Linked DNA regions of Homo sapiens: region 1 is linked to region 2. Evidence: chromatin loops called from intact Hi-C (ENCODE). Cell type or tissue: psoas muscle. All regions are shown on one strand. Links, peaks and the distances in the headings refer to the core of each region. The heading gives the core; the rest is flanking DNA.

Region 1 (15,176 bases), core at 4,370-9,369, 81 kb before region 2:
GGGGTAGGGTTGGGGGAGGGACAAACAAGGGAGTGGTGCAGTCATGGGTTCATCTGAAATGTAGTTGGCCTTGAGAAACACTGCCATAAGAAAGCTTTTATTATGCCGGTATGGCTAACCAGGAGAGCCCATTCCTAAGCCAGTGTGAGCCAAGGATCCAGTAACAGGGCCCACAAAGTGAGAAGAGGGTCTCAGGGTTCCCCAGGAAGAAAAGCGAGAAAGAAAAGATGCTCTCACATTGCCAGGGCTTCTGTTGTGTAATATTGTGGCAGGCGAGGCTGGGACTCCTTTATATACTTAATCATGTTCCATTTCCAGCTGACACAACTCAACAGTTTATGACACAGCACCACTTAATAAGACTCACTATCAACTTAGGAAGGGGGATGATGAAGCCGGGGGAGGGAGAGATGAGGGAAGAAGCTGAGTGGAGAGGGTGAAAATGATAGGACTTGTTTTTAAAACAGAAAGTCTGTTGTCAGTTTAGATTACAGTCTAAGCAACCAGGGCAGGTCCTTAGAGGGTAGGAACATTCTAAACTAGCAGAATCTTCTGTACAGAGGCACTGAGCTGGAAGAAGCCAAATCCTCTCTTAAGTAAATGGGGTAGCTGTGGGTATAGGGTCAAGATGGCATTTATCTTGGCTTCTGAGAGCAAAAGAGGCCAGTGAAAGCTGGGGTTCCTTTCCACCATTCCTGACCTGGGCAGCTTCCAGAACTTACCTCTCCAACCAAATAGTAATTTCACTGAAGGCAAAGAGCACACTCTCTTTTTATTATTATAAATCTCTACACCACATGACAGTGGATGGCCTCACATTGGGCAACCAGTGATGATTTGTCCATCTGGCAGAAAACATATTTTCTACCAAGAGATGATCTTATTTCCCTTGATGAGACAGAAGATAAATAGAAATTTAGAGCGTGAAAGAGCATTAGAAATCAAACCATCAAATTTTCTCATTTTGCCCATTGGAAAACTGAGCACAAAGAGGTAAAGAAAATTGCAGTGACACAACCCAATCACTCACCCAGACCCCAAACCCAGCTCTTCTGAGTCCTCGTTCCACTGCTTCTTCAATGACACTTCAGTGCCTCTGCAAACTGTGTGTCTGCAATGACTTCACAGCCGTCTGTCCATCCATCCATCCATCCCTCCTTTCTACGTATACAAGGCTAAGTGTGTGAATGGGGTAGCAAGGGGCAAGTCCATAAAAAGATGAATTAAATCACGTTCTGTCCAGTTCCCTGCTTCCCTCACTCCTAAGAAGGAAAGGCACATACACACGAAAAATATCAGCCCAATATGCTCATAGAGTGTGTTCATAATGCAATTTAGCATAGAGTAGATCAGGTAGGATGGGCTAGAGGGATTTGAGAAGACTTCACCAAAAAAAAAGTCCAATGTGAGTTTTCTAGTAAAGAATAGATGGTGGCCAATCATGGGAGAGAAGAAAGATGTTCGAGGTGGAGAGAGCCCAAAGATGCCCTTCCTCAAACTGTCTCACCCTTTGGTTTCAGGAACACCATTCTCTTGAGCTCTTCTGGTGACCCTGAGAGCACTCCTTGAAGTCTTTTTAAAGGGCGATATCATCATCATCTCTTGACTGTAAAGCATCCATTGGACTTGGCAATGAGTTGACCACTGGACACTGTCCCTGGCTCTATAACTAGATCATGTCTATCTGTTATTGGATTTTTAGCACCCCATCTCATGGTTTCTTAACACTTACCACCATTATCATCTGGCATTTATTTGTGTCCTTTGTATTAATATCTGCCTGCCCTACTAGATGGAAGCTCCTAAAGACAGGAACTACTTGGTTGTGTCCTCAACACCTGGTGTGCATGTGGCACATAGTAGATGCTCAATGAGTATTGTCCAACTGAGGCATGCATGAACAGTGAGAGAGAAGCTAATTTCATGAACTGGAGAGCAAATGGAATAAGGAAAAACAGGGACGACAAAAGTTGATCATATTTTAAAGAAAATATATGGTCGAAGGAAAGAAAATACAGTGAGAAAAGAGAATACAGAATGTCGAAGGGGTTTAGGAGGGGAAAGATTTGTTTATAGATTATAGGATGGAAACAGTGCCAGGTCAAGATCGAAGCTACAAGGTGGCACCAGGTCGGGGTGACAATATTGGACCAGCTTTCCAGAGGAATAAAATCATGTACCCAGGAGAAGGGCTTAGCCTACAACAAGAGAAGAACCTGCCTTTTCCTAAACAAGAAGAGGATACTCCACATAAAAAATTAAGTCTCCACAACATCCCACACTAGTGTCTTATCTGCCCATCTGCCCTAACTGTTGTGGGTTTTTTTTTTTCAATTTGAATTAATGAATGAGGGGTTATTTGTGTATTTTTTCAATTTTGCTCCCAGAGGAGAACAATAAAGAGTGTCTTTCTAGATGGCTTTGGTCCTCTATCCACTGTCTCATGGGACCCAGGCTACACCCTCCTCTTCCCTCCAGAAAACACCTGCCCTAAGGTCCTTGTTCCCTCTCGAATCTAGGATACTCTACCCTTGACCTTCCCACAATTCTCTGCATAGAACCATTTAAGTCTGACCCTCTCTGTGTCAGCTCATCTCTGATGTTTTTCCATGTTGCCCTTTAGGCTAATCTCCTTGGACAGGGTGCTGCAACACTAGATGTTTCAAATCTCCTCAGTGTGAGTCTCTGATCTCAGTTACTTGAAAGCAAAGCTCAGGGCTCCCAGAGGCCAGAGGTTTCTGGGCACTGAAAGCATCTGTCTTGACGTCTCAGAATTGGGTGGTGTCCTTGACCCATCCTCCTCCACTTTCACTACCACAGACAGCTGCATGAATCTGGGAGCTGGATCTGCATTGCTTGGCTTGGCGCCTCTAACAGAAAACCACTTCACTGCTTAACCAGGGGTCACTCTTCCAGCCTACACATCCAGCACCTTTTCCTTACTCCTGACAAGAAGAGAAGATGGATTCTTTGCTCAAGAGACTGGTAACCACGCTGATAGTCATAATCAAGGCAAGGAAAGAGGGGAGCTGGTGAAGACCCTTAGGGAAAGAGACCACAGGATAGAGCATCAGTTCTTTCTGTCTGGCAGCTCCACCAGCAGAAAGTCTAACAGTCTCCTCTCTATTCTTCTTGAAGACAGGACCACCACTGTGGCAAACCCCAGTGACCTCGTGCATACTGAAAGGGAAATTCACAGATTCTTTTTCTTTGCTAAATGATGGGTTTGAGAGTGTGGTTTTTAAGTGTTCATAGAGGGCTGCTGTTATCCTGGAAGTGAGCACAGAGTAAAGACAGGAGCATAGCCTTCAGAGTCAGACAGTTCTAGATCCAAATTCATACTCTGTTAGTAGTTGTGTGACTTTCAGCGAGTTACTTAATCTCTCAGCCCCCAGATTCCTCATATGCATCATGAAGGTAATTATGTCAACCTTGCAGAGTGGTTGGGAGGATTGGAACTAGCCTAGGGGAAGCACCCCACACAGTGCCTGGCACATGGCAGGTATTCCGCATGGAGGAACTTGTGACTGTCACTGGGTGTGCGTGAGAGTCCAGAAGCACAGGCTTCAGGACCAACACGATTTGTCACTGCTCTTCCTCTCCCCCACTGCCTCCCACCTCTCTTCCCAATTTGGCTTCATGCTAGGAAGGATGATGCTTACAGACAGCTGGGGGGGTCAGGAAGAGGACCAGTGGCCGAGGGTGGCAGAGGAGGGAGGGCATATCTCCCCAGCTCACTCTTCTTTCACTAACAGGAGCAGCAGCAATCAGCGTCTCCTCTTCCCTAACCTGTTTCCATGGTTCCCACCCAGGCTGCTTCTAAAATCTGTCACACTTTTAGCATAATGTGCAGTGAGCGCCACGGCAAATAGCTTTGTGTCACCTGCAGGGCCCAGGCCGGGCCCTTCCTCCTGTTCCCTGGGGAGGCTTCTGGCCTGGGGGGTCAGGTTGGGCACCTGCAGCATGGATCTCCTTTGAGTACTCCACTCCGTCCAAATTACCTGTGCTCGCCAGGTCCCTCTCGCAGGTGGACCCATTAATGGCATTGCATGTACAGCCTGTCAGCTCTCTAATTACACCCTTCAGTGGAAAGCTGCCTGCTAGATTTCCACGCTTTCTTGTTGGGTACCTTGATCCATGCTGTTGTTGTCAGAAAAGTTACGGTGCAGCCTGCCTGTCTGAGCGTAGCTGCCTGCCTCTGTTTTAGCTGGTGTTTTATTTGTTTGGGGGTTTTAAAAAAAATAGATAAACTGACTTTTGAAGAGAAGACAAAAAATGGCAAGTAGACCATTGAACTTGAAGTCAGAATGTAAAGCTCACTTTCATCATCTACTCGCTGAGGAATCAGAAGCATATCTTTCAGCCTCTCTAGGTCTGCAGAATGGGATGATAGTAATCCCCGCCCCTCCAGAGTTGTTGCAACAATCAAATGAGACAGTATGTGAGGAAGTCTTTCTTCATTATAAAGCAATAAATAAATGCTCATTATTCCTGCTGAAACTGGAATAGGGAGATGTGAATTTATTTGCTGAATGACTTAGGTAAATCACTTAACCTCTCTGAGCCTCTGTTTTCTTGTTAATCTATGAAACAAGATTAATACCATACACCTTATCTCATAGGATTGCTGTGAGGACAAACAAAGATAAAAGATATGAAATGACCTTGAAAAATATGAAGAGCTGCATGCCTGTAATGCATTGGGATCACTGAAAGAGGGCTTGGACATAAGAACAGAAGAGCCATAGGCTCTGAGTGTCTCACCAGCCCCATCCTCTTAGACATGTACCATTGTGTTTGGGAGGTGATGCCAGAAGGCAGTAGAGATATGAGCCTTAGAGAGAATCAGTGCAGCCCACACTTAGTATCACAAATCAAATTAGGTGAGCACTTGCCCTGTTCCAGACATTGTATCACATACTTGGTGTATGTTAACTCACTTAATCCCACTCATTGCATAAGGCAGTGCTATTAGCATCCTCACGCAACAGGTGAGAAGCTGAGGCTTAGGGTGATTAAGCAACTGCCCAGAGTACCACATTTAATTAGTGGCAGAGCTGGGACTCCAAACTTAGGTCTATCTGATGCCAAAACCAAATAATAGATAGATAGATAGATAGATAGATAGATAGATAGATAGATAGATAGATAGATAGACAGACAGATAGATGGATGATAGATAGATGATTGATAGATAAATGATAGATGATAGATAGATACACGATAGATAGATAGATAGATAGATAGATAGATAGATAGATGATAGATAGATGATAGGATAGAAAAATAAAATGAATCTGCTAACATTTCTTGAGTGTCTATTATGAACAAGGAAGGTCCCATGCTTCACGTGCGTTAACCCAAGTTATGGGTTCCACCTCTGTTATAGGTATTTTATTGTCTTATTTTACAGATGAGAACACTCAGGCACAGAGAGTTTAGGTAATTCTCCTAAGGCTTCACAGCTAACAAAACCACCATACCCTTGAATTTGGGGCATCCCTAATATCTAAGAAGCTCAATCAGGGAGGAAAGAAGCAAAGATTCTGGCTGCTCAGATCCTTCACCCCAGCGTGGAAACCACTCCCCACTCAGGACCTAACACTAAAGCTGTACTGTGCCCCCATCCTGCAAGAATAAGAGTTTGTGACTAACAAAGATCCATCATCTATGGAAATGGTTTTATTTTGTACTAACTACTACTACTACCAAGTTGAGTGATGATTTAGAGTTAACAACATCTTTTCTTACCCATTACATCATTTCGTTTGAAAATGGCCATCCAGACCCTTTGTTGAAGAGGGCTACAGGCGAATATAGAATTAGCTTAGGTACTGGGAGACTGACGCATAAGTGAATACCTTGTTACAGTCTGTGTCATGCAATCATCCCATAATAGTCCCACTACATGGAGAAGAAAGCTAGGGCTCAGAGAGATTAAGAACCTGGCCCAATGTCACGTGACTAGTAAGAAGCAAAGCTGAGATTTGAACTCATCCATGCCCTTTCCACTAAATCCTCAGGTGTACAACTGCAAGTATCTCTGAGAGCTCTTAGCACACTCACCTCAGGAGTAAAGGTATGATGCACTGGGGACAAAACACCAGGGATATGAGCTAGTTCCAAATGCCAGGGGAGACTGATAAATCTTTAGCAGAACACATTCCTTGCAGAGAAGCATCGCCACTCTCTCTAGGGCAGTGTCTGCCTCCTGTAACGTGTGTGTACATGTGCTTGTGAACACACCACACACAGCACACACAACTGCTCCTCTGCAGCCCAGACAGAAAGAATCCACTCCCACGTGACTCCAAGGGCCTAGCACCTGCTAGCTGCCTCTCCCAGATGTCACCATCAGAGCCATCGATCACCCGCTCAGCCCTCATCCTCCCTGACAGCAGGGCAACACTCTTCACTCACCTCCAAGAGGCCTGTCTCTCTCAATGGACTCTGCTGGACAGATACAAAAAGTGAAGTCCACAGCAAGCCCTTATCCTACTCAAGGATTTCCACTTTCTAAAGAAACATTTTTTAATGCAAAAAAGAGGACCATATGGAGCACCGCCCAGGAGAAAATGCACCGCTCCCTAGGCAGGTTGCTGCACCATCCTTCTATCACCAGGGATGTTGTTCAGCCACAGTATCTGGGAGGCATGGGAACAAAGCTACGCATTTAGGACCTAGAGAGCTGGGTTCAAGTTCCAACTCTGCTGTGAGCTCTCAAGCAGTCACTTCTCTCTGGGCATTTTACATTTCTGCAAAATCAACAGGTTGGACTAAATGTCCCTTTGGACTATAAGAGTCTACACACATCATCTCCACCAGAGAAGGTCATTTCCAACTGCCCTGCATGGAGTGCAAAGGAGCAGTCAGCACTGACTAGAACAGTGTAGTTCTTTCCTAAAAGCTGGGGCCCTGAGATCTTCCCATGCTGCAACTCCCATCTGCCAGCTCAGGTAACAATGTCAGGCACCTGCCACAGTGACTCGTGATAAATCCGGCTCCTGGCAAAAGCAGCTGGCTCAGAAAGGGTATTTCATAAGGGTTTGCTGGATGAGTGGATGGGTAAATGAGTAAATGACCAGGCATCTTTGACTCTCTGTTCCCTCCCTCCACTATCTTCTGGTCTACTACAAGGTGAACACCTCCCAAAGTCCATTTTAGACCCCACCTGGCCTGGTGGCCCCCACTTGGGTGGTGATTTGCCTACAGTGCTCTGGCCCAGGCTTTGTCCATGCTCTGGTGGATGAATGTCCTCGTACAATGAGTCACCCTTTATCTGACAGGTCATTTTCTATAGAGAAAGCCAATTAAAACAGAGACTGTATTAATAAAAGGGTGTGGGTATGTGTTTGACTACAGAGGTACAATGAATTACTTTAATTTGCAAAGAAAACTCATCTGGTCTGAAGAGCTTGTTTTGCTGCCAGAGAGATGGACACCTCCAGAAAATCAGACCCTACTCTTCAGGGGAGCTCAGTGGCAGGGAAAAGGCTCAGTGCGGGAAATGCTTGATGTACTTCTTTAATTGACATACCAGTAGGTGGAACATCTGTACAGCTGCCTGCGTGATGCCCAAGCAGCCCCTGCAGCACCCATGGAAAGAGGAGACCCTGGCTGCTGTCACTAGGCATTTATTTCCTCAGGCAGGGAGCAAAGGGGAGGAAGTGAGCCTGGGAGAATCTTACCTGGGGATGGGAGGATGCCTGGGATTTTAATTCTGTGCACTGTGCTATCAGTGTACCCAGCTGTGCTTTTGAGCTAGACAAGTCCAGTGTTTCTGAGCACTTAACTAAAATGTCACTTCTTCTGGAAATCTCCCCTGGCTGCCTAAGCCAGAGTGAGGAACTCAAAGCACCAATTCTATTTTTAGTTATTAGAAGTAGCTAGTGAGTAAAACACAAGCCTGGAGTCAAAGGACCTGGATTCAAATCCCTGCCTTATATAACTTTAGGCAAGTTACTTAGCTGCTTCATGCCTGGCTCCTGTCTTCTGTAAACTGGGCTAACAGTCTTTCCCTCATACAGTTATTATGAAGATTAAAGGAGATAATGCCTGTAAATCATCTAACAATAGTTTCTGACACAGTCGTGCCTCTCATCTTCATCATCTGCATTCTCTGTTTGCTTATTAATATCCAGTTCTGAGAAGGCAGGAACCACACACTCTCTGTCATAGCTCCATAAACATTTGCTTAGTGACAAGCCTGCTTCCTTAGCACCAGGTCTCCTTCCTGCCTCCCTCCATGCAGAGCTGGCTCCTTCCTCCCGAACAGGTTATATTTGATGCACTAAAACAAAGTGAGGATGAGAAAGAGAAAAGAATAAACAGCGAAGCATAAATGGCTGGGATATCCCAGCCTCCCCTGGAGGGTGGGGCTTCTGGGGAGGGCGGCATCAACATCTCCGTGCGAGACCCAGGAGGTGCTGGTGACATTAAATGCCGATTACCCCTGGGGCATGTGGTTACTGCGCTGCGGTAACCCACCCCCTGAAGCGCCTGATTGCTTAAGCATCTCTTTGCAAAATGTTCATTTTATTTATTTTTTCCCCATGAATGTTTAATCAGGTACCTTGACGAGGCGCACAGCAGCCCTCTCCAGAGAGCAGGCAGAGATGGCGTGATCAGCCCTATTTGTCACAGAGGGCAGCTTGGAGGGCGGCCACTGTGCCTCCACACTGCCTCACTGTCCCCAGCGCATGTCCCCAGGATCCCCCACCCCACTGTGCCAAGCCCAGTGTGTCCAGCTACCCTGGCTGGCAGAAGGGCTCTAGATGTGGTCACGTTTACCCCATACACTCATTCAGGTAGTAACTGGGGGTCCTTACCCCACCACCGCTACCTCCATCTGCTGCCTGCAGAGCCAGACCTCCCTTGCACAAATTGGAAACAGAGGGCACCTCAGCCAGCCCCCAGCCAAACTCTCTGCTTGGACAGCTCTGCTTCTCAGAGCCCAGACTGAAGCAGAGGAAAACTCAAGGCTAGCCCACTTGGGAATCCTGGATCGGCTTCTTAATCCTCCTTCTTCCCGGGCCTCCCTTTAATTTTCTTTCTTTCTTCAAAGCCATCTGCACAAACTAAAGGACTCTGTCCTCTCCACTCCTCCTCTCCTCACCCCACTTCTGGCAGAATGCCTTCCCAGGTGACGGCCTCTACATCTCATCCCAGGGGCAGGCCACTGGGGGAGTCTAGAACCTCTCTCCACAGGGGAGCAGCTGTTCCCCACTCCCTGAGCTCTGCGTCAGGCAGCCTGCTGCATTCCACCGCCCCTCACTGAGTCCCAGCCTCCTGGGATTATGGGGAAAGCCATTACCTCAGGATTAAGCTTCAGTTTGATTCTCATCAAAGACTCTGGTCACCGAGTATTTGCTTAACACCAGACCTTTCAGGCCCCATCAAATTTAACAAGGCCTGACAGATTTGGGATTAAACAGAGAAACCCAGACAAATCCATACTTTCATAGGAGCCCCCAGTGACTGCAGCAGGACAAGTCAGATCCTAGGGAAACAGCGACCCTCATGTTAGCTTCTGTGTAATGTGACCACCGCAGGGGCTTTGCTTCCCAGGCTGACACCCCTCACCACTGCCCGGCTGCCCCAAGATAGAATTTGATGCTTTCACTCTCTTGAGTGAGGAAGTTCAGCTCAGACATGGTCAATGAAGCATTGATTCAGGATGCGGAAGCTGTCAGGGGAGAACAAGGGGTGGGGCACAGTATAGGAAGAGCCCACCCCTCTGAGTTCCTACTCATCTGCCCCCACCAGGCCTTGCGTTATGCTCAGAGCTTCTCTGATCTCCCCCAAGGCCTCCTTCTGGTTTTCCCACATCTCATCCCTCCAACGGTAGGTGCCCATCATCCCCAACCCAACTCCCAACTCTCAGATAGGCCAGGCATAGAGTAGCAGCAACAGCAACAAGTCCTGGACAGCAGACCCACCACAGCTTTGCAAATCGATTTCAGAAATCACTGTGTTACCCGTGTAACTGAAGAGACAGCATGATGTGGTGGCAAGCTTGGAGGCCGCAAAGCAGGTGTCAACTCTGACTTACTGCCATGGACTTAACTTTGGGCCAGCTCTAAAACTCTCAGTTTCCTCATCTGTAATATGGGAGCTGATAGTAACTGCCTTCCTCGGAGAATTGTTACACAAATGAGAGAAGCTATGTAAAATGTTCCAGTGCAGTGCTGGGAAAGGTGGCAATGTTGATGCTTTCTTACTTTCTTCTTTTCTTATTTGTGTATGCAATTTGATTAATTTTAAAAATAATAATAAAATGTCTCCCCTTTCTGCCCCCCCATTGAGTATTTTATCAGAAGCAAGAGCTGTGCACTTTTCCCCTCCCAAGCTCCTAAAAAGTGCAGAGTTGGATGAAAATTATACACAATGAACACCAAAGAAGTAGCAATTGTTGCATTTCTTTGAGGTCTGTTGCCTGATTTCTCTCAGGCTCTCTGCCCAGTTCCTTTTGGCCCTGCCTGGCTGCTAATTTGCACAACTGTCTTTACGCTCCAAGAGCCTGGCTTGGGCTCAAACTTCATCTTTTAGAGCCGGAGAGTTGGGGGAAGGGGAGGTTAGAGAGGCTTCACTTTAACTTGTATTATTGATACAAAGAAAAACAATGGCTTGTGTTTACTGAAAATTAATTTTTTGGAAATTACTTTGTCATTTGTTTTACTCTTCTTAATTAAAATTTACTTGGTGAAGAGAACACCCCATAAATTAACTCAAATGCAACAGCAAATTAATTAGCATTTAGTTACTAGACATTACTCACAGACCGGACAAATTGTTTTCAGGCTGTCATCTGCATTTGGCATCAGAGGATGCGGGTGGGGCTGGCAGGGCCCTAGGGGTTATTTTTGCTGGTGCTGTCCAGATAGTCTCTGCCCGGATCCCTGTGTCACCTGCACTTTCAGGCACTCAGGCCATACTTCCAGACAACTCAGGCCACCCTATCATAGATGCTGGCCAGCCCTTTGTATTTTCACATGGAAGATACTCCCACCCTCCCTCCCTGGAAACAATCATTAAAAAAAAAAAAAAAAGACGTCATCAGGACAGCAAGGCTGTGCTGAAGGTGATCTTGCCTGGAGGCCAGAAGATGGGCTCAGTGACCTCAGGAAGTCCCTTTTAGCCAATGGCATCTTGGATTCTATGAAACACAGGCTTAGAGAAACCAATGCCAAGCACTTTCCATTCTTATTCTTTTTTTTTTTTATATATATACTTTAAGTTCTAGGGTACATGTGCACAACCTGCAGGTTTGTTACATATGTATACATGTGCCATGTTGGTGTGCTGCACCCATTAACTCGTCATTTAGCATTAGGTATATCTCCTAATGCTATCCCTCCCCCCTCCCCCCACCCCACAACAGACCCCAGTGTGTGATGTTCCCCTTCCTGTGTCCACGTGTTCTCATTGTTCAATTCCCACCTATGATGAGAACATGCGGTGTTTGGTTTTTTGTCCTTGCGATAGTTTGCCGAGAATGATGGTTTCCAGCTTCATCCATGTCCCTACAAAGGACATGAACTCATCATTTTTTATGGCTGCATAGTATTCCATGGTGTATATGTGCCACATTTTCTTAATCCAGTTATATGATGGACTCCTGTTGAATCCAAAGAAGAACTTACCAAAGGAAAGAACTGGAATAGTGGAAGCGAATGAATACAAGGAACAAGCTAGGTTGAACCATTTCTGCTGATGAATGATCCTTATGTCTTGCAAAAAAGAGATAGGACGCTTAGAGTGTGGTGGTGAAGGACAAAAGCAGGCTGCCTGGATTTCAATCCTAGCTTGTTTTGCTGCTGTGTGACCTTGGACAAGCTGCTTAACTTCTCTCAGCCTTGGTTTCTTTGGATACCAATAGTTCCTGTCTTCTGGGTATGCTGTTAAGGATTAAATAAGACATGCATGTAAAGCCCTGAGAGTGGTGGCAAGCACTCAGGGTGCCCCAGTGACAGGTGAGCATGCAGCCTCCAAAGCCAGATGCTTAGGCTTAAAGACCAGCCTGGCCACTTACCAGTAACTGAACTTCTCCATGCCTCAGTTTCCTCATCTGCATAGTGGAGACAAAGAGTTCCTATTTTGAGTAAATGATTTAATACCTGTAAAGTGTTTAGAATTGTGGATTAGTATCTGGGACATAATAAATGCTCATTTTTAAAGTAGTTAGTTTTTGTTGTTATTTTATCAACGTCCATTTGACATTGTGACAAAGTCAGGGTCATAGAACCATAAGCTCAAAAAGGGGCCAGTTCTCTGCAGCCATCCAAGGGGGAGCCAAGCTGCCAGTGCTGGGGCAGGCTCTTCCTGGGAAAGACTATCTTCACAATACACCAGGCCCTGCGAATGAACAAACAAGTCAGCCCAGCCACGACAGCCCGACAGCAGCAATGCCACCGCTAATGCAGCCTGATTCCCTTCTAGCTATGCAAAGCGGCAGCCCCATAAATAGTCCCCCTTCCCGACAAACAGGAGGTCCAGCCTGAAATGGACGCTCACTGATAAACGATGATGTATGGCAGCCTTCTTCGGTAAAACAAGTTCACTCCAGCAGGCTGGGGCTTCTCGGGGAGGAAGGTGGATGTGGAAGTGACTGGAGTCTGTGATCAGTAGAAGGGTTAGTATAAGGAGGCTAAGCCTAGTGTGACCCATCCTGTCCTCTCCAGCCACCAAAAGAAGGGTCCTCCAGAGGTGGCCCGCCAGCTCTTCCTACAGCTAGGCACCACAGGACAGGAGCAGGTGAAGGGAGGGGCAGCAGAGCCCTCTGCAGATAGGCAGTCCCTTCTTCAGTGGCCAGAGGACTGCTAGTGGAAGAGGACAAAGGCCAGGTTGAAGAGGGAGCTTTCCTGGGCACTGAATTAAATGCAGGAATCTGAACCACATGGGCTGATTCAAATCCCAGCCCCACCCACTTACCACCTGTGAAGCTCAAAGCAAGTTAGTTAACACCTCTGTGCCTCGGCTTTCTTGCCTGTAAAATAGGAATAATTGCAATGCCTGGCTCACAGAATTACTGTGAGAATTGTAAAGGTTAATACCTCTAAAGTGCTTACATAACCCAACACCAGTAACAGGAGGAGCACTAGGTAAATATCTGCTATCATTATTAAAAGTCCAATTTCTCCCATAAAATATGTGCCATTCATTCCCTTAACACATTTTTATGGAGCACTTATTATATGGAAAACAGTGCGTTCAGTGCTGGGAAGACGCAAACAAGTGAGAAACAGCCCTGGCACTCAGCAAGGGGTACCTATTACATAGTGAGATGCATCCAAGCATACTCATGTAAATGGTGTTGTCCTCATCAGATCTCTCATTCCTGTCATTTATTTCACTCACCAGATACTTGTGGAGCATCTACAATGTGCTGGGGACTGTAGGAGGCACTGGGGATATAAATGTGGCCACGCAGAAATAGTGTACAGTCTAATGATAACAATGACAGTTACACCATTTGTAAAAGGTACTACTGTTGCCCATTGATACAATTGGAATATATGTCCCTGTCAAATCTCATGTTGAATTGTAATTTTAAGTGTTGGAGGTGCAGGCTGCTGGGAAGTATTTGGGTTCTGGGGTCAGATCCTTCATGGCTTGGTGCTGTCCTCACCACAATGGTGAGTTCTCATAAGGTCTGGTTGTTTATTATTTATTTATTTAGAGACAGAGTTTTGCTCTCGTTGCCCAGGCTACAATGCAACCTCTGCCTCCCAGGTTCAAGCAATTCTCCTGCCTCAGTCTCCCAAGTAGCTGGGATTACAGGTGTATACCACCACGACCAGCTAATTTTTTTTCTTCTTTTGTATTTTTAATAGAGACCGGGTTTCAGCATGTTGGTCAGGCTGGTCTTGAACTCCTGACCTCAAGTGATCCACCTGCCTCAGCCTCCCAAAGTGCTGGGGTTACAGGTGTGAGCCACCACACCCGGCCTAGGTCTGATTGTTTAAAAGTGTGTGTCAGCTCCCCTCACTCTCTCTTGCTTCTGCTCTTGCCATGTGATATGTCTGCTCCCACTTTGCCCTCCACCACGAGTGAAAGCTCCCTGAGGCCTCCCCAGAAGCCAAGCAGATGTTGGTGTCATTCTTGTAGAACCTGCAAAACCGTAAGCCAATTAAGCCTCTTTCCTTTATTACCCAGACTCAGGTATTCCTTTATAGCAATGAAAGAATGGCCTAACACACCTACTCAGTGTCCATTCACCTGTCTTTATGATAGAGACTTCATATGAACCAATACCATCCATATGGTCTGGTACTAACCCTGCCCAACACTCATGGGCCTGATGGGTTCAAGGAGTCTCTTGCTATTGATTTTTCCAGAAATAGGCCTATGAACCAATTCCTGTAGACTAAGACATGGGGAGAAGGCTGCTAGAGAGTCTGGGAAAAGCTTTCTCTCTCCCAAGAGAGAGCTACAGGGAGAGACAGCCTCTCCCCCTTGTCAGAATAGTGCTGTGTCTGAGTGATGCCCAAATCTGCAGAGTCATTTTATTTGACCAGGCTGAAGATAAATCTGATAGCCAGGATGGCAGGACAGAGAGACAAAAACAACCTAGGTCCCTGGTGACACCCCTGAGACCCTGAACCCACCAACCCTGAAGCCTGATCTGCCTTTGGATCTCCAGCTACATGAGAGAATAAACTTCCCTCTTGTTAAGCCAGTTGGACTCCAGGTTTCTGTTCTCTGTTGCTGAAGCATCCTGTGGAATTATAGGCTAATAATAATATATATTACTATTAATAGTGAACATTAAAACATGCCTGACATTTCAAAATACACTTTCACATTTATTATTTTATTTGATCTTCAAACCAATACAGTCAGAAAGATATTCTTTTCATCCTTATTTTACAGATGAAGAAGTGAAGGCTCCAGGGGTTTGGGTGACTTGCACAAGGTCGAAGCTGGTTCTGTCCATCCAAACATGGGTGGGCTGAATCAATTTCTGTTTCCTTGCTCCTATTCTGACAAGGCTGCCATTGCTCCAGCATGTCTAGAACTTCTTTTCTGGAATGTACTGTAAACCATTTCAACAAATAATAAACATCTTCAGAAAGGGACTTCCTATTAACAGGAATCCAGGCAAGCTGGCTGGAACCTTAGGGTTTTTCTTTCCATAAGGCTCCAATAAATCTCATCAGAAATATGAAACTTTGAAA
Region 2 (15,176 bases), core at 5,608-10,607:
CTTCCCGACCTGATTGAATTCTCTCTACTGTTGATTGAGTTCCTTCTGTGGGCCTGGCTCGCATCCGGGCACTCTGGGCATGATGTTCCACTTAACCCCTGATTCAGACCTAGCAGGTGGGTGTTGTAGCCTGAAAACGAGGACACAGAGGAAGGTCACCAGGAGCTGCACATGAGCGTTGAAAACAACCCGGAGCCTGGCTGGTTTCAAAAGGCACACTCTGTCCAAGCAACACATCCTCTCTCCTTGGAAAGAGGCAGAAGGGGAGGTGAGGGAGTGTTGTCTCTGAGGGCATTTCTTTTTTTTTTTTTTTTTTTTTTTTTTTTTTTTGAGACGGAGTCTCACTCTGTCGCCCAGGCTGGAGTGCAGTGGCATGATCTCCACTCACTGCAAGCTCAGCTCCGCCTCCCAGGTTCATGCCATTCTCCTGCCCTCTGAGGGCATTTCTACACAGCCTCACAGGGGTGACACCCAAGAGGCGAGAGGCGTGATTCACGTGCTCCCTTTGCAGAGGTGGCTGCAGGGCCCCAGGCTCGGGCTACGGACATGAAGAGGGGCCTCACAGGACTCCTAGCAGACAGGAAGCACCCGACTCTCAGGACTTCAGAGACAGCAGCGCTGACAGCAGCCACCTGTGATCAAATATTCCTTTTGCTCCTTTTTCAGGCTTGGAGAGTCACTGCCAGAAGGCCACGTGCTTCCTGACAGCATAGTGGCACAGGCTGTTAAGTCCTGGGAGAGAGAGGCAGGGCTGCCACCCCTCAAAGGACAGAGGGGAGGTGGCCTCAGAGCCCCACTCACAGCCCTGGGAACTTGAATACCTCAAAGGCTGCAAAGACCTAGGCCCACACCCTGGCCACTCAGCCCCTGACACAACAGAAGCCCTCCTGGTCATATGGCTTTCAGAGAAAGGAGCCCAACTGCCACTGCTTTTCCCAACCCACTGTCCCCATAGGAATAGGAGGCTGAGATGCTCCTGGGTGCTGAATGGGAACCCCAGGCTAAAGGCGCAGAGGCAAGGCTGCAGGTGAGTAAGGAGAGAGGAGCCACTAGAACCAGGCACAGGGCAAGCAGCACCCACCAACTGTGGGCTTGGCATCCTTGGACACAGGGAACCTTTTTTATCCTCAGTTCTCTCATCTGCAAATGGCAACAATAACAATACCTATGTCAAAGGTAATTAGGAAGGTTAAAGGAGTCAGGGTCTCTAGAGTGTTTGGAACTGTGCTTGCAACATAAAAAGCACTCTACATGTGTTAACTGTTATTATTACCCCATTATCACTACTAAAACTACGACTATGAAAAGATAAGGAAGAAGCAGTATAAACACAGGAGCAGGAGAAACAAAGAAAAGGTCTTTTTTTTTTTTTTTTTTGGTAATATAATCCCTTACCAGAATCCTGTCCCTGGGCTCCTTCTGGGCTGTTAGAACACAGCCTTACTCTAAGGCTCAGGCTGCAGGGAGATGGGACTGAGCCCTCCATAGTCACCAAGTGGGCCCAGCCCAGGTTTTGGCAGTCAAAGTCTCCGGTCCCAGGAGCCTCCTTATTCCTAGCAAACTGGGATGGTTGGTCATCCCACATCACCTCTGAGAAGACAGCAGTGAGGCCCCACTTTCACTCACTTATGCAGTTGCTTAGTATGCACAGTACTGAGTTGAACATACTCCCTCCCTCCCTCTCTTCCTCCCTCCTTCTGTCTTCCCCTCCTTCTCTCCTTCCTTCCTTCTCTTATTTTGTTTATTTAGCTTAGATTCTGCTCATCCCCTCTCCCCCTTCATTTGCTGACCAGCAGCACACACATCTGCAACAGCAGAAACTGTGGCCAGCTATTAAGGGATGGGGTTGCTTGGGGAGCCTGCCAAATTACCAGGCAGAGTCCGGTGTCTGGAAGGGGGTCCAGTCCAGCTCTATTGCTTATTGTCTTAGTCAGTTTGGGCTGCTTTAACAAATACCATAGATTGACTGGCTTAAACAACAGACATTTATTTCCGACAGTTCTAGAGGCAGAGAAGTCCAAGATCAAGACAATGGCAGATTTTGTTGGTGGTGAGGGCCCTGGTTTAGAGACTGCTGCTTTCTTTCTGTATCCTCACAGGACAGAGAGAATGAGCTCCGTTCCCTTTATCCCCTTATACGGGCACCACCTCATCATGGGTTCCCTATTCTCATGACCCCATCCAAGTTCAATTACCGACCAAAGGCTCCATCTCCAATACAATCACATTGGGGATTACGACTTTGATGATGAATTGGGGTGGGCGGCAAACATTTAGTCTGTAGCACTTATTAATACAAAGGCTTTTGAATATTTTCACCAAGTCCAAACTCTCTCTGGATGGCCCTGGGGAACTAGCAACTGGATGCCCTTCGCTCCCTGAGGTGGCAGAGAGTAGAGAGGAGCTGCAGCTCCAAGCTTCCAGCCCTGGGTCCCATTCCTTCCAATGTGGGCTTAAGTGGCTGTGAATTTTCTAGGCTTCCTGGCAAGTTGGACAGACTGTGCCTTACTGTCCGGGTGTCTGTGTGTGTTTATTTAAGAGAAAGTGTGGAGGCCAGAGAGCAAGCAAAGGGCCAGAGTGCGGGAGAGAGCAGGCTTGTGTGTGCACAGGCAGGTGGGCAGGTCTGATTGACAAGATCAGAACAGAGCTCCTGGATTCAATCAGTCTCCCTCACCCTGGCAAACAATTCTGAGAGGCAATTAGGTGAGAGTGGAAGGGGGACTGGGGAGGGAAGCCAAGAAAGGGGTGCTTGGGGAGGGCTCCTAAGAGATGGGGCCCAGGGCTCTGGCCATAACCCTTTCCTGCTATTCCTGAGATCAGAGATTAGGACATGGAGGGGTGTCACAGTATCACATCTGGGATCCACAAAGCCTCTGTGCTTCTGTCCTGGGAAGCTCTGACCCAGACCACAAGGTATGGCCAGTGAAGTTCAGGTGGGGTGCCGTCCTCTCCTGGCACACAGTATGTGCTTCTAACATGGCTGACGTTCTGGCCCTTTATGCAGGGGCTTTGGCTGTTTTTCCCGCCCCATCCACCCTGATGGGGACTTGGTGAGTCCTAGGGAGTGGGCAGCACAGTTGAGCATCTCTCCCCTGCAGTCCTGCTCTGCATTGCAGATGGGAATCAGGAAGGAGTTCCGGAAGGACATTTCCAGGATTGCAAGTGTTGCCTTTCATTGGCTGTATTCTCTGACCTCCTCCTGGAGTTCACAAGGTACAGGGGAGGAAGGGCTGCTGACCACCGTCCGCCAGAGACAGCACTCTGGGTAGCAGAGCCCTGGGCACTGGTTCTCTGCCATCTGCAACCCTCATTCTGGATGTGAGCTGAGCAGCAGCTGCCTTCTGGAAGCTTCAATTGTAGCCCACGCCTCACAGAGGGAAGCAGTGCAAGAGTGGGGATGGCTCAGCGCTGGACAGTCCCCTTCAGGACTGAGGCAGCAAAGCAGTTCCAGGGACTCCCTGGGTCCACTGCCTGGGAAATCAATTGGGTCACCCTTGGTTTTGAAGAGGCGTGAGCCTGTCATGAGTATCCCAGACGCAAGCACCCTACCCTTGTCTTATTTATTTGTTTTACTTTCCCCATGAAAATGTAAGCTTCCTGAGAGCAAGAACTTCTTTAAAAACAAACAAACAAACAAAAAACACTCTGTCTCCCTAGCACTTAGAAAAGTGCTGGGCACAAAGCAGATTTCAATAAAATCATTCACCAAATGAAGGCATGAATAGGGAAGCATTATTATTCTATTCCAGCCTCATTTTACAGATGATGAAACTGAGATAAAGACGGGTTCATGAACTCACCCTAAGGATCCCTCCTAGCCTTAGGCTTTTGGGGAAGATGTGCTTACCAACAACCCTTACTCCCTGGAAGTTCTTCTGCTAGTCTGACTCGCTTCCTTCCTAATACAAGCATGGCTCATTTCCACCAGTGAAGTTCAGCTGAGAAACACATTCATCTGGAGTCCCTTGAAGTGAAGTGAACGTTTCCAGGTGAGGCTGCCATCTTGGAGGGAGGTTCCTCACCCCTTACTGGAAAGTCGCTGGTAGTAATAAGAACTGCCTCCACTATACATCTGTCTTTTTCTGCATGGAAGGGGAGGGCGCCTTTAAATTACTTTAGCTATAGATCTCACAATTACTTTCCCTCTCTCTAATTTGGATGTTAATGTATTAGCTGCAGCTTTGCCTTCTAGGCTAGAAATTGTTTTTCCCCCGCCCTGAAATTATACATCCAGATAGAGTAGTGTTCATTAAAGTAAGATTAGGAGAGGATAATATGTGAGAGGTATGTAATCTTTTGCAAATGGTTAGTAAATTGGAACTACCCCAATTACAATCTTGTTCATCACACAGGGCTGAATTACTCTGCCTGGGACGGGAGTCTCAGCCACAGCTCTGCTCAGCTCACATTTCATAAATATTGTATACACATGATATTCTCAGCCATCTGCTTCGCAGGTCGCTGGGCACGTTTTCTGACTTTCTGGTTGACTGCAGAGAGTGACAGGGCAGGGCGGCCATCCTGTGTGTTTACCTCAAAGCCCAGTGAGGCTGGCCTTCCCCTGGGGCTCTCCTGATAGCATATGCCTCAGGCTCGATGCCATGGACACACACCAGGCTCGAGGGCATCCTCTTTGCCCCCACTAAGGCCTTGCCACGGCCCCCAGGGTCTTCCCAAGCAGCGACCTGGGAGGTGTGCCTTGGGCTGTCCCTGAAGGGTCCATCTCTAGAAGGAACTTGGAGGCGGATAAAGGTGATTTAGAGAACCTGCCTCACTTCCTGGCTCAGGGTGGCTGGGAACTGGGCAGTGCCCTGGGTTGGCTGTGAGGTCCAGCTTCTGCCTCTCATGGGCAGATGGTCTGAGAGCATGGAGGGTGCGCCCTGCTTCTTACAGGTGTTCTGCTCAGCATCAGTGGCTGGGTCCATCTCTTCCTCCTACTCCTTGGATCTGACCAGAGCAGCTCCCTCTAAACACTTTGTTTCCCTAAAAGCTCATTTCTTTCCAAGAGAGAATGAAAGATGTGACTAAGAGCGAGGACCTTGGACTCAAAGTATCTGGGTTTAAATCTCTCCCTGCTATTTTTTTTTTTTTTTTTTTTGAGATGGAGTCTCGCTCTGTCACCCAGGCTGGAGTGCAGTGGCACGATCTCGGCTCACTGCAAGCTCCGCCCCCCGGGTTCATGCCATTCTCCTGCCTCAGCTTCCCATGTAGCTGGAACTACAGGCGCTCGCAACCAAGCCCAGCTAATTTTTTATATTTTTAGTAGAGACGGGGTTTCACCATGTTAGCCAGGATGGTCTCAATCTCCTGACCTCGTGATCCGTCTGCCTCGGCCTCCAAAGTGCTGGGATTACAGGCGTGAGCCCTGCCCTACTATGTACCAGTTGTGTGGTCCTGAACAAATAGCTTAGCCACTTTGTGCTTGGGTTTCCCCATCTGTAAAATGGGTAATAATTGTATCTATCCCATAGGGTTGTGCTGAGTTAATACTTAGAACTGCAACTGTCATACTGTAAATGCTCAGTAAAGGTTTGTCATTATTTCGTTGCAAAGATATCTTGGCTTTCTTCCTGCTGATTGCAGCATCTCCAGAAGACAGCATGCCAGAGAACGTGTGCTAGATGCGAGCTCTAAGCAGGAGGGAACCAGACAAAGACAAAGGGCTGGATCATTTTAAGTGTTAACAGTGTGCTCAGCACCATGTTTAATGGAGGTTACTTTATCCCATTCTCACAGTTTTTTGAAGCGTATATATTATTATGCCCACTGTACAGATGAGGAAGGTAAGGCTCAAAGCTTTTTGAAAAACAGACTTCCTGCTTCTGCCTTGTTTGAAATTTCCAGTTTGCCATTTGTTTTAGGATAAAATCCCAAATCCTTAACCTGGCCCATAAAATCCTCCATAATCTGATTCTAGCCCACCTTCTTGTTCACCCCTGCTCACTCTCGGCACTCCTATCTTATCGGCCTGTTCGTCAACATCCTACACCCTTCCACTTCCAGGCCTTCGCAGAGGCTCTTTCTTCTCCTTGAACCTGACTTCTCCTTCCCTTTTTACCTAAACAATTCGTATTCATCCCTCAGGTCTCAACACTTCTCCAGAGAAGTCTTCCTTGAACTGACAACCTCCAACACCCCCATCCCCACCTCCTAGATAAGGCTCCACTCACATATGACTTCACAGTAACCCATGGCTTCTTCATAGCACCTCTTACAACTGTAATGAAGTGCTCAACTGTGTGTGTTGTTTGTCTTACTAGAATGCAAGCCCCATCAGGACAGGGTCTGTGTTAGTCAGGAGAGACTGGACTCTGTGGTGGAAACATAAATCCCAAATCTTATGTTTCTCCCTCATGTAACGTGTCCTGTGGGGTTGAGCAAAGGCTTCTGCTCCACCTTGTCACTCAGAGATCCAGGACAGGGGAGGATTCAGTACCTTGTGTCTGCACCGTGTGGAACATTGACATTTTCAGTGGCTGCAGCAAGGCAAGGGAAACATTGGGGAATCATGTGGGCATAGGTAAAATGCAGGTGCAGCACAGAAAGGAGGCACGCACTCTGCCCAACTGCAAGGGGGCTGAGACCTACAGAGGAGCAGGTGGATTATTTGATCCGCCATAGGGTCTTAACCAACGTGTTCCCTTGTGTGTTCTCCATGTCTAGCACATTGCTTGGCACATAGTAGGAGCCCCAGAATATCAGCTGAATGAATGAGCGTGCCAACATAAGTCTATCCAGATCGCGTAGCCAGCACATGGTGATGGAGGTGGGCTTTGGACCACGATCCTCCTATTTGCAAAATCTTTGGCCTTTGCACTCTACCTTGTAGTCACTCCTGATTTATGGAATGCCTTTTTTCCTCCCCATGTAGAGAACAGAATATCATGCATTTAGCCACTTAATAGATTTGTTTTTCCTGATGAAGGTGATGAAAGTTGCATGTCCTCCAATCAGCCTTGCAATCAGCCATTCATCCACTCACCCAAGACAAGTGGCAATTCAAAAGCAGCTAACATTTCTTAAGTGCCTACTGTGTGCCAAGTGTGTGATTCCAGCTAAGGCACACAAAAGCTTGGTGAGGTGAGTGCTGTGTTTCCTGCTTTGCAGATGAAGACACTGACACTGGGAGTGAAGCCTGGACCCAGATGCAGGTCTGCTGGCTGAAGTCCAGAGCTCTTCCCCCAGAGCAGTCAGTGGCTGTTACAGTGGAGCAGGCATCGGAATCACCTAGAGGACCAGAGCAAATGCAGATGGCTGGGCCTTGCTCTAGTTTTCATTCAGTAGAAGTGGCGGGAGGAGGGGGGGGTGGCCTGAGAATCTGCATTTTTAATGCACTCTCAGGTGACACCAGGTGGCAGGCCCAGTGCCTATGTTTTGAGAATGGCTTCCCTACAGCATGCTGCCTGGGGAGGGTGAGGAGGGTTTCCTCTGTTAACTGGGCTCTGGTGTCGTGGCTGGAGGAGCTTGGGGGTCAGGAACATAACATCTCGGGTGGCTGGTATTTGGTCCTCCTCTGTGAGGCTGCCTGCAATCGAAGTCTGTAAAATGAAGGGGTTGGACGGGATGAGCTCTGGGGGTGCTCTGCAGATCTGACAGGCTGTGTTCTGTGATTGGATGAGCGAAACCAAAGCTACAGATTCCATTTAAGTCTCTTCCTAGGTGGGAAGTGCTACAGACTAAAGATTTTATAACAATAGATACCCAGGGAAGTCAAGGAGTTATCGAGTAGCCACTGTGTGCTCAGCATATTGGAGGGCTGTGGGGAATCCAAGACAAGTGTATGATATGACCCTGCTACTCCAGGTACCAACAGCCTGGTTGTGCAGACAAAACACACACTGGAAACAATGAGAGAAAAACGTGTCAGTATATAACCAAGTGCTAATTGGCGTGAACCTGGTTAGGAGCTACCTATGGGGTTTAGGGAGCCCCAGGGGGAAGGTAAGCCTCCTGGAACCTAAGAGTTTGAGAACCTATAACTAATATTTGTGTACAGCACAGTATTTTAACCCACGTGAGCCCCATGGCAAGGTGTGAGGTGGACATTTTAAAGATGAAGAAACAGACTCAGAGACTTGCCCAAAGTCAACTTTTATTAAGTAAAGAAATTGGGATTTGAACCCCAGCCTGCTGATAACAGAGCCCTTGCTCTGCAAAAGGTATGGGAGGTGAAGCAAGGGAGAAGGGAGGGACAAGCAAAGACGTGCCAGGTGCATTCCATCTAGGCCATGTGCAGAGGCTTGGGTGAGATGAGTTGGCAGAGAGGTTGGGTGAGCAAAGTGAATGTCAACTTGATAGATCTGAAAAGCCGCCCTGGGATCCTTGAGTACAATGAAAATACTAAAATCATGGAATGGGTACAAGGAGTGTTTTATTAGGTTGGTTCAAAAGTAATTGTGGTTTTTGTCACTTAAAAAATGTCATGGCAAAAAACGCAGCTGCTTCTGCATCAATCTAATACACCGCTAACACTTTCGTCTCATCCAGGGATGTTTGTGGGGAGTGGCCAGTGTTCAGATACATCCGTGCACAGTAGCAGAGTTACTCCAGATCCTGGAGGCTCTGAGTCTCCACCACATCTCTCCAGGCCACTGATGGTCCAGACATCTTTGTGTGAATTAGAAAAAAAGATATCCCTTCCTCCAAGAAGTTGCAACTCCATGTCAGGACACAAAGCTTGGCTAGAGGGTAGGCTGGATCAGTGTCCGCATCCATCCCTGTGCACCCCTTTGATCCTGTAGCTTGGTCAATTCCTAAGTCTGTACCGCTGCATCTTGTAGGCTTGTGTCCCTACCACTGTGTGTGCATGCACGTCCACACCACACACACACACGCACACAAAGGAGTATGCATAAACCAACACCCTCTCCTTGCCCCAGGGAATTCTTTACTTGTGGGGTAGGGATACCAGAAACCTGTGTGACTTCAAGCTGTTTCATTTCCTACTTCCCAGAAGGCTTTTTAACAGAATTTCTTCTAAGAGGGTTTGCTGGCTGGGCTGGAAGCAGCTACAAGAATGAAATCCACAAGGTCAGGGAGAAGCAGAGCAGGTGATGCTGTATGTATCTGACTCTAGGAATACAGTAACAAAGGAGATGGTGCAGGGAGGCACCAAGTCAAGGGCAGATGAGGCTTGGGAGGCTCTCCCCTCCCCCATCAGACTGTTAACATGGAATACAAAGCTCAAGTCTTTATTACCAGAAAAAAAAAAAAAAATAACAGTAGGAGAAGAGTGGGAGCCAGTAAGAGGGGAGAGAAGAGAGAGCCACATGCTGAAATCAATACCGCCCAGGACAAGCATTATCCCATGTGGAACACCTCAAGCCTCTGCCTAGAAAATTTGATTGGATCTTCAGAAAAACCTATTAGTGTGTTGTCAGGACCTTCTGGTGATAACTGACCAGCTCTCGCCAATCGATGCTCTTCACTTGTGGAGCTCCTGATTTTTTAACAGCATAATAGTTTTTTTAATAATGGGCTGGCTCACCCACTCCAGCAAGCAGGGAGTCAAAGTCAGACTCCCAACTTAAAATATAGAGAAACCCGATGCTCCAGCCACTTCTTCCTAATTGCACAATTACTTTATGAAGCACCAGGGATGGAAGGCTACAGTGGGGAGGGGCGGGGGGGGAGGTGTGTGGCTTTTTTTCAGTGAAGCGAGGTTGTTAAGAAAAGTCACAGAAGTAATTACACAAGTCAAAATTATTTACTAAATGAAAGCCATTCTTCACCAAGGAACCTTTATTTATTTTTTTATAAAGGAAAAAGGCAAAAATTGGATGATCCCAGGATGGTGAGGACATCATAAAGCAACAATGGAATTAGTCATCAATTATTACAGCTTTTTAATTTTCAACTCAAGAGAGGGCAACCCATACTTTCCTTAGGGTTTTAAAACAGCAGTATTTTTGCTCTTTACCGCGCCTTGGATCTGAGATGTCAAAGTACTTTACAAACAAATACCTCCAAACACTTTGGGATTGAGGCTTTTTACAGATGGAGAGCAGGGCCCAGGGAAGAAGCGATTTGCCCAAGGTCACGGCTGAATCAGAGGCACAGCTGGAAACACTACTCATGAATACTGGCTCCTGGAGTCGGAGCTCATCAACACCAGCCTGCCACCTCCCACACACACCAAAACAAAACCCCAAAGCCGGAAAACAGCAGCAGGAAGAAAAGTCACCTGCCCTCCACAGCCCAGGGTGTCCACACTGACAATTTGCTGTACACATTGGAAGCTGGGTGTGCAGGTCAGATATCTCTACAGATTGCCATTGCTGGACCCAGGAGAATCAGTCATTAATGAAAGCTGAAAGTGCACTCTGCATATTTGGGCAGATCAGCTTTCCATCCTGAACCCCCAGGTGTATATGTCAGAATTCTGGGCTTCCAGGAGGCGTTGATGGTTCATGCGACAGTTTGCTCTGCCTACGTGGCAGGTCTGGTTCTTTTCTGTGGTGGCTCCCTCCAGAACTTGCTCTACGTGCTCAGAGTTGCAGTGCAAGATTCAGAGAAGACACAGTTAACAAGAGAGGGAGAGAAAGAGGAAAAGAAAAGAAGGAAGACAGAGGAGAGACTGCTTTGAAACCTGTGCAGGCCCTAGAACCTCTTTTTGTGAAGCCTCCATTCCACACTATGTCACATACATTACAGTCCCACGTTGAATACAGTTTCTGATTATTTACCAGTTACGTTAGGTTGCAGTTTGCTGATGACAACGTTATGGTTTTGTAGATATTTAATTAAACATTTAATACATTTGATTTTACAGTTTTCTTGCCTTCCCTGGATTTTAGAGCTCATATATATACATTTTTTTCTTTCCAGGTCTCAGATATGTTCACAGGCTCTTGAAATGTTTCTATGGCATAGGCACTGTGCTTTCTGACCTTAATGGATAAAACAGCTTAGAGAGATAGGAGAAGGGAGACGTGGGGAAAAAATGATGTTGACGATGACAGAGCAAGAAACAAAATTTTAAAAACCAAACCCAAACAAAAATTTAACGAAGCATACAGAGGGAGTTCTCAAAACTTTAAAATTGCTGGTTAGAAAGAAAAAGGAGACCCAGGGCTTACCAAGATATTTCTAGGAAAGAGACAGACACTTGAAAGACCCATCCAACCACGGATGAAAAAAAATCTCTCTCTTATTATTCAATAATTTATTGAGCACAGGGCCAGATACTGCACTTGGCTTCGGAGATACAGAGCTGGATCAGATACAGTCTCTACTCTCAAGGAATTTACTGTTTTTATTGAGGGAGACAGAAAGGTAAACAAACAGTTCAGATATGTGATAAGGACACAAATTGAGGTAAGCATGAGGAATTGAAAAAGCACAGAGAAGCAACCCGAAGGATGCAGAGACATTCTCAAAAGGAAGAGGACACCCCTGAATATTCAAAGGCACAGAGGTGGGATAGGGTAGGGGCCAGGGGCCAGGGGCAGTGGAGGATCACGGGGTGACACTGAAAGTCCAAACTGAATTGATGGCAGATTGTGAGGATTTGGATTTAGGCTGCAGTCAAAGGTTAACCAGGAGTGGTTCCCTGGCAAGGGAGGGACTGGTGATGGGGCTGGGGAAGGAGGAGGGGAAGCCAGTCCAGAGGCTGCCACATTCTTTTGTTTGAAGGTAAAGGGCCTGGACCAGGTGAGTGACATGGAAATGATGCATTCAGGTCAAGTTTGATAAGCATTAGGGGGGCAATGGGCAGGAATTGCTAACCACTGGAGGCAAATAACCCAGGTTTCCAGTTTGGGAGACTGATCATGCTATTAAATCAGATGGAATATAAAGGAAGAAGTAAGTTTGGAGGAAGCTTTTCATTTCCCCAAGCCTCAGGATCCTAAAGCGGGTGCCATGCTAGGGGGGATGATGTCCCAAAGATTCCCCCGAAAAGTTGCTGGGAAAACCCAGCAAACACTTATTGGGTGTAGGGACACAGAGTCCGGATAGGTTACGAGTTTCCTTTCGGGTCCCTCTAGCCAAGACAGAAACACAGCTCTAGAAGCCCAACACTAGAAATCTGTTCATTCTGCCTCAGAAGAAAGGGGCTTGAAGTGAATAGAGACAGGGAGGGGGTGTGATAGATACTGCTAAGGCCACGTGGAGTGCAGGGCGGAGGCTCTGCTGTGATTCATGGTTGAAGGGAGTTTATTGGAAGTTAGCTAATAAAAGCTCCCAGCTATACTCAAGCATCTGTGTTCTCCCTGGCTGGCAACACACCCTACATAATAGTTGGTGTGATGGCAGAGTCGAGTGGAGACACAAATATCTATCCATCACACCAAATTCATTGGGTTAAACTCCCATCACCCAGAGCTGACCCTTTCCTTCCGGAGGAAGTAATGAGCTAGAAATAAGTGCTATCGGAAGCTGAGTCTAAGTAAATCTGTAATCACAGACATTTCAAACGGTAGCTTCCTTCAGTTTGGGCTTTTCAAACAGATGGATACTCTACCATGAAATTGCCAAGATTAAAAAGAGAACACTAGTTTAACACACATGGCTGGGGAAATGGCCGGGGCCATCTACAGAGCAGGATTCCCACATCTTGGCCAGAGACTTGCTCGGCATTCATGGGAGGTAAACAGCCCCAAAGAAAAGCAACTGCATTTCTTTCTTGGTCTTCCATGTTGGCAGAGGGGAGACAAATGAGGACACTCTGGTTTGGGGATGGCATGAATGAACCACACATGTCCATAAATAAACCCGGAGCCCTCCAAACACACTGCTTGTTTGTTCACACAAAAGCCAGCCTGGCAGCCCTCTGGCCCAGCCATGTTCACAGTTGGATCCTTAACGCACTGTGAGTGTTCAATCAAACTTTTAGTGGTGAAACTCTGGGAGCAGAAAGCCAGCTAAGCCCAAATGGTCCCTTTGCTTTTCCATCTTTTGTGGCTGCCTGGCTGTGCTCTTACGGGTTTTGTTGTCAACAAACTCCTGGCTTGCCTTTGAGCACTCCAAATTATTGAAAATGACTACAGCTTAAGACTGGCAGGATGATTGTTAAAAACAGCCCTGGCATTAATCATAGCTTAAGAGCTTTTGGAAAATGATTCTAATTCAGAAGGGGTGGCTTACAAAGAGCCTTGTCGAAAGTGAAGCAGACATCAAATTCTGAAAGGCAAAAAGCCTCCTTGGTACCCACACCTGGCTTCTTCTGCAATCCAGTTGGCAGAACTGCATGGGGGGCACGGCTTACCCCACCAGCTCACCCCATCTGAGACCACCTTGGGTTTTGCCCACGAGTCCTGTATCACCCCTACCTCTGATATGGGGACCTTGAGATGGGAGAGACTTCAGGGAGCACCAGCAGTTACAGTCTTCCTGGCAGTCCTGGGACTAAGGAAGAGGTGGCCTTGTTTTCTGTCAACAGTTGGCATGCCTTAGACCAGTGCTAAAATAAGCTGTGTGCATAGAGGCAGCTGCGTAGGCAAACACATGGTCAGCATTTGCAAGGAGCCAGGCAGGGCGACGAGCTAATACTTCTGCCTTTTGCCTGCCTGGCACAACAAAGGAGAATGATTTTTGCCATCAGCATTCTCCCTATCACGGAATCATTGCACAATTTAGTATGATTAATGGTTTCCATTTAGGAGAAGCTGAGAATGAAAACAGTGGGGGAGTGGTGGCACTCGCTGGGGGTGTCTGCGGGTGATACTAGAGTGAAAGGGAGAGAGAGCTGGCCGTTGCCTGCCAGCCTGTATCTTCCAACCTTTACTTCCAGGCACGACTGGGGAGACACGGTGGGGCAGAGACACATGGCTTTTGACATGCTTTTGCAGAAACAGTCTGAAAGCTGCAAACTTGTGAGGCACTGTTTGCTGTTTCATTCTTGCATCCTTCCCAATGTTTGTGACTGTGAAGCCACTCCCTTTTACCTGCCAAAGGGAGTGCCAATCCCAGAAGTTCCTAACTAAGGGCTGGGGCTGAGAGTGGTCAGGGCACAGTGATGAGGATAGTGGAACTAACTACACCACTTCTTGACATTCCTGATGGCCACGCGGGGATGCCACACAGGGAGGGAAGGACCCCACCCATGTGCTGGGACTGTAGGGGTGGCCTCCAACGTAGCCGTCTGTCTCTGGAGCACCCAGCTGGTGGTAGACCTAGTCTCAGCTCTCATCGGGTGGCTTTCCTGGGAGTTCTTCTTCTCCCCTCAGTAGCATCCTTTTATTTCCACTTCTGTAGGCTTCTTTTTGGGTCTCACGGCTGCTGCAGGTGAGTGGTGAGACAAAAGGTGCCATAGCCAGGGACTTGTGGGTGCTGATGGAAACCAACCAGGAAAACACAGAGAATTCAAAAGGGTCTGCATTTTTTTTTTTTTTTTTTTTTTTTTTTTTAAGGCATAGCCTTTGTAACTGAAGCCAGATAGAGAGAAAATTGGTGATCTTGGCTGGGGCTAACGTGACTCAAGGCCCTTCTCGATGCATTGGTGTCTCTGCAAGGAAATCTATTATTTTCCATAAACTGTCTTAAGCATCTCCCGGGCTACATTTCTGGCTGTGTTAAGAATCAAGCCATCAAGAACAGCTGTGAATGTTATACAATTTCAGCAGCAGCAATGGGCTTTGGCAGGGAAGTAGGAGCAAAAAACCCAAGTAGGACATTTCAGTTGACAGTAATGGCATTTTCCCTTCCTTGTCCAAACGATAAAAGATTCATGTTCCTAATTGCAACACTATAGCTGCCCTCATCACTTTATTCTGGGAGAGGAGGTTAGAGAAAACAGGCCTAGAGAGAGGGAGAGAAAGAGAAAGAGAGAGAGATGGATAGTAATTTCGTCACTAGCTAACAGAGACTGATTAGTGCAGAAGATTCCCTTCCATAGCAATACTTTTTAATCAGGTCTGCTGTGTCTGGGCAAACAGCTTTTGTGGATTAGCTAGACTTGCACTTGCCAGCATCCATTGCAGGTTTAAACGATGAAATACACAACTACAGAGAAAACAAACCAAAAAGAGTAATAAAGTCACACATTTCAATATTCAGCAACCATTAAGGGATTTAAATATTTGCTTGCTATTAAAGGCCTGCATTAGGCTCTTCCAACACCAGCTCTGGAAGACTGAAATATCAATTACGGATCAATTTTCCCCCTAAGTAAACACTAATGCAGGATAAACAGTATTAGAAGATGCAATCGTAACATTGCTGACTTCAGGATGGAC

The links. A loop is a pair of places that touch in the nucleus more often than their neighbours do. Peaks named below come from ENCODE experiments on the same cell type or tissue, not always from the same donor. Only the 100,000 strongest peaks of a DNase experiment are listed, where the experiment ranks them.
Region 1: it touches region 2 in a loop (2.2-fold over the local background); 1 of 110 quality-filtered maps calls a loop at or near these places.

What each region holds. Positions count from the first base shown.
Region 1 is chr11:115,075,163-115,090,338 of GRCh38, forward strand. No RefSeq gene overlaps it. Among named protein-coding and RNA genes, the nearest start is that of CADM1-AS1, 310 kb to the right of the region's middle. In psoas muscle, for the core only: no CTCF peak of the experiment used is centred there; a DNase peak (open chromatin) is centred at 6,979.
Region 2 is chr11:115,154,888-115,170,063 of GRCh38, forward strand. It overlaps CADM1 (cell adhesion molecule 1), which reads right to left. Exons shown (of 12, transcript NM_001301043.2): 12 at 14,349-15,176. Among named protein-coding and RNA genes, the nearest start is that of CADM1-AS1, 230 kb to the right of the region's middle. RefSeq lists an enhancer at 9,734-10,276. In psoas muscle, for the core only: no CTCF peak of the experiment used is centred there; no DNase peak of the experiment used is centred there.